Linked DNA regions of Homo sapiens: region 2 is linked to region 1. Evidence: read pairs that join two places in POLR2A ChIA-PET (ENCODE). Cell type or tissue: IMR-90. All regions are shown on one strand.

Region 1 (2,500 bases):
GTAGAATACCAACAGAACTAATTTGGATTTTTTTAAATAAATGTGTTTGGAAAAATCTCATGCTTAAAATGCACTCATGAAGCAATATTTATAGCGTGTATGACTATAAAGATATATTAAACATAAACATAAATCTTTCTGTTTTATGTGACTTTTATTATCTGCCCATCAAATTTAGTTAATTATCAAAGGTGACTCTATTTAATGAAAGCTGTGTCCCAACAAAACCTATTTTCTTCTCCCACAGTGATCTACAAAGAAGTTATGAGATTAGGTACAGAGTATTTTGCTCACTTTCATGACCACTGCCTGTAGTATGAGAAATAGAAGACAGTGGTTTCTCTCCTTCTTAGCAGTTCTCCAGATTTACTCTGAATAAGCATCACCTGGGAGTGCCAGCCAAAACTGACTCACCTGGGAAACTAAGATTTATTCAGTCCTCACTGGGCCTGGGAATCTGCATTTTAGTGAACCCACCAGCTGATTCTGAAGCTGGTAATCTGAAGACTACTTTCTGAGACCTAGAATGAAGGGGAATACATACGTTTAGTGTAGAGCAATCTTTCGCTCATAGGCAATTGTTTTAAATATTATTGACAGTTAAGTAAATGCCTGTGTTTATACCCAGTTAAGTAAATGGCTCAGTAGTTGATGCTATTGTTCCACTCCTACATCTCTGAAGGACTTCTCTAAGGAAGGCCCTATGAACTTAAAACCTACAAGGAAGTTCGTGAGGGTTTGTCACATGTTTATAAAGCAGGGTTCTATGCTTCTTAAAGCCCTGGCTGTAAATATGCTTCTCTCTGTTTATCCTGCTTATACCTTTCCTGAGTGAAAGCCCAACTGAATTTAATTAGCAGAGCATAAATAGTACTGACATATGGCAATCCAATATATGGAATTTTGTCATAATACAGTTTATAGAATAGGGGAAGAATTTGATAAAGACTCCACAAATTCACGTAAACAGAACTGAGAGGTGTCCTTGCACCTATTTACAGGGTACTGCCCTCAGCGCAGATCCAGAAGAATGGCCAGATCCTGCATGATCTCCTGGGAGCCCTGGCTCTGATTTGACATAGGGAAAAAGGTCAAGAAAATCACTGTAACTTGGGGTATGGCTTTGCAAACCCAAGAAACATTCATTTCCCCATTTGTTAGTTGAAAAGGAGTACAGAGAAGATGCTGACTCATGCTGACCCTGTAGTGGCTGTGATGAAATAACCCGTGGCAGGAACAAGAAGAGAGAAGCGCAACCCTCGGTAGAGTCAATGGAAGCAATTCCAATGTTAGTAACAGCTTAAAGCAGCAAATGAGCCTACAAATCTGTGAGTGCTGCTCCCTAGCTCTTTTTCTCTCATTACACCAACATTTACCACAATGGACCTAATTTTTGAGATTTTCAGTTTAGATTTAAACGAAAGCTCATGAGATCCAGGACACTTTTTGTCATGGTCTTTCAGATTTCTCTGTGTCTAAATATTGCCTTATATCCAGCACGGGCTTACTAGAGACTTTGTTGTTTTTAATTTTGATCTATCTGCAGTATTATGATTGTTTTTCTTAATGCTTAATCAGGAAGGATATGATTACTTTTTCTGTGAGTGTACATGTTTTTAAAAGCTCACCATTTTTTTTTTTACCATAATTTTATCATGTCTTGGGATAAAAGAATACAATGATCTGCTACATGGATACCATTTCTACAGTACTTCTATTCCATATAATGATGATGCTGTTTTCATTAAAGTAATAAAAAAAATCTATACAGCATATGAGCAGGATTTGAAAGTTGGCACATCTAATTATCATAGTAAGGAAAGAACATGAATGCCAATTTTATATTTAACAAAAGTCATCCTTAATTGTTGGTGGTCGCACACATGGTAGATTGACAATAAAGAACTAGTCTAGCACATTTGGATCTTAAACATAAAACAAGGCAACGTAGATTGTTTTAAAAATGAAGTTTGTGCTAGTCTGAGACCTCAGGTATTAAATGTCTTCAGAAACTGGTGCTTTCTTTGATCCCTGAGAAAGATAAGAAGAGGTTAGGAGGTAGATGGTCACATAGATAATGCTACTCTATATAGTGATTGATTTATTACATATAAGGAAGACGACAGTCTATGGGGATTTTTCAAGCCAAAAGTCTCCTGCCTTGCAAATGATCATTGAGAGATTACAATGTAACTCCTGTTTAAAATGTGAAAGCTGTTGGCTCTATAATTTCTAAAGAGCATCCTTTTTTATTTTAATGATGTTTTCACTCATATTGTACATATCTCCCTGTTTAATATTCTAAATTTGATGTGTACTTCAGAAGTGATCACTGTTTTGTGATTTACAACCTTGGAGAAAAATAACATAGTAGTCATAACTTTGCAGTTTTTTGTGATGCATGAAGATCAGATTTTTTAATGTTGGTTAATGCTTTGCTAATTAAAGTATGCATGTTAATTAAAGCAGAGGCTAATGTTAATTACCTATATTAATGGAA
Region 2 (2,500 bases), 120 kb after region 1:
TCATATTAAGTAGAGACATTAAAAATATCTACCTGAAATCACATTATAAAGAGGAAAACTATCATTACTGAGATGAAAAATACACTGGATGAGATTAACAGCCAATTAGACATCACAGAAGAAATAATTTGTAAACCTGAAAACATAGCAATAAAAATTGTGCAAAATGAAGCAGAAAGAAAAAAAGACAGAGCAAAATAAAATCAGAGCATCAGTGAGCTCTGAGGTATCTTCAAGCAGCCTAATTGAAGATTAGAATTAGAATCCCATAATAAAAGGAAGGTGGAAGCTGGGTGCTCTTGCTCACATATGTAATTCCAGCACTTTGGTAGGCTGAGGTGGGAGGACTGCTTGAGGCCAGGAGTTCAAGACCAACCTGGGCAACATAGCAAGACCTCATTTCTACAAAACAATACAAAAATTAGGCAGGCCTGAAGACACATGCGTGCAGTCCCAGCTACTTGGGAGACAGAGGCAGGAGGATCACTTGAGCCTGGGAGGTTGTGGCTGCAGTGAGCTGTGTTTGTGCCACTGCACTCTAGCCTGGATGACAGTCAGACCCTGTCTCAGAAAAATAAAAATAAAAAGATAGTGGAATAAAATAACCTAGAATTATATATACAGAGAAAATATCATTCAAAAATGAAGACAAAATAGTTTTCATTCATTAAAACCTGAGGATATTCATTACCCATCGACCTGTACCACAAGAAATGTTAAAGGCAGTCCTTCAACCAAATGGAAAATTATATCAGATGGAAACCTGGATAAGCACAAGGGAATGAAGAAGACTGAAAATAGTAACTATGTGGGTTACTATGAAATTTTTTTTGTATTATTTAAATCTCTTTAAGTGGTAATAGACTGCTTAAATCAAGTTGATAACAGCTTATTGTCTATTTATAACATATGTAGAAGTCAAACGTATGACAACAAAATATTGCAACGGCCAGGAACTATGTGGTTTTTATTCTATGTGAGGTGGTATAATATCATTTAAAGTTTTTTTTTTTGAAAAGAGGATTAAAGAAAAAATTAGACATGTGATAAGATAAAATATATGGTTTTGGGTTTTTTTTATTTGTTTGTATTTTTAGATACGGGGTCTTACTCTGTTGCTCAGGCTACAATGCTATGGCACAATCATGGCTCACTGTAGCCTTGACCTCCTGGGTGCAAGCAGGTCTCCTGCCTCAGTCTCCAAGTAGCTGAGAATACAGGAGCATGCCAGCATACCCAGCAATTTTTTTTTTTTTTTTGGAGAGATGGGATCTCGCTATGTTGCGCAGGCTAGTCTCAAACTCCTGGCCTCAAGCAGTTCTCCCACCTTGGCCTCCCACAGTGCTGGGATTACAGGCATGAGTCGCCATGCCTAGCTTATAACTCTTTAAAAACATAACAAAAAGCTATAATGAGTAGGCCAACAGAGGAAATGAATAGAATCATTTAAAAAAAAATAAAAGAAAAAGAATAAAAAATAGATGCAATAAATAGAAGAATAGCAAGATGGAAGACTTAAAACAACTGCATAAATAATCCTGTTAAATGGGAATGGACTAAAAGCCCCAATTAAAAAGGAACAATGATCGGATTAGGTTTATAAAGCTCTACTGAGTTACATGTTGCCTATGAGAAACCCAATTTAGGCCAGATGTGGTGGCTCACACCTGTAATTTCAGCACTTTGGGAGGCTGAGGCAGCAGGATCACTTAACCCCAGGAGTTTGAGACCAGCCTGGGCAACATGGTGAAACCCCGTCACTACAAAAAAATAAAAATAAAAAATTAGCCAGGCATGGTGGCAGTGCACCTGTGGTCTCAGCTGCCCACTACTCAGGAGGCTCAGGTGGGAGGATCACTTGAGCCCAGGAGGTTGAGGCTACCATGAACAGTGTTTGTGCCCCTGTACCCCAGCCTGGGCAACAGAGTGAGACTCTGTCTCAGGACCAAAAAAAAAAAAAAAACAAAGGAAACCCACTTTAAACATAAAGATATAATAAAGCTAAGAGATGGAAATATATATATTAAGCTAACACAAACAGAGTTGGAGTGGCTGTATTAATAGTAAACAGTGTAGATTTCAGAGCAAAGAAGATTACAAATTATAAAGAAGCTCATTCTTAATGATAAAGATGCCAATTAATCAAGAAGACAACATTACTAAATGTTTATGCTCTAAAACAGAGCTTTAAAATACATAAAGCAAAAATTGATACAACTGTGAGGAGACAACAAAAACAGACCATTTTGGGCAGAGATTCCATTACTTTTTCTCAATAGCTGATAGACCAGAAAAATCAGTAAAGATATAAAAGACTTGGAATGATACTATAAAGCAATTTAATTGGCACTTAAAACACTCTATCCAAGGCTTTTATCAAAAGGATAATGAATAACAATTGTTGGTGAGGGTGTAGAAAAAAGGGAACCCTTGTCCACTGTTGGTAGGAATGTAGATTGGTGTAGCCTCTGTGGGAAGCAGTATGGAGGTTCCTAAAGAA

Evidence for each region. ChIA-PET counts read pairs that join two places held together with the same protein. Peaks named below come from ENCODE experiments on the same cell type or tissue, not always from the same donor. Only the 100,000 strongest peaks of a DNase experiment are listed, where the experiment ranks them.
Region 2: POLR2A ChIA-PET joins it to region 1 with 6 read pairs; 2 of 35 experiments call an interaction of 5 or more read pairs at or near these places.

The regions. Positions count from the first base shown.
Region 1 is chr14:32,656,085-32,658,584 of GRCh38, forward strand. The region is part of intron 7 of AKAP6 (A-kinase anchoring protein 6); the gene reads left to right. LOC124903298 (a long non-coding RNA gene) reads right to left here. Exons shown (of 3, transcript XR_007064109.1): 3 at 433-521. Among named protein-coding and RNA genes, the nearest start is that of NPAS3, 280 kb to the right of the region's middle. RefSeq lists an enhancer at 1,224-1,293. In IMR-90, no CTCF peak of the experiment used is centred here; a DNase peak (open chromatin) is centred at 1,217.
Region 2 is chr14:32,777,469-32,779,968 of GRCh38, forward strand. The region is part of intron 12 of AKAP6 (A-kinase anchoring protein 6); the gene reads left to right. Among named protein-coding and RNA genes, the nearest start is that of NPAS3, 160 kb to the right of the region's middle. In IMR-90, no CTCF peak of the experiment used is centred here; no DNase peak of the experiment used is centred here.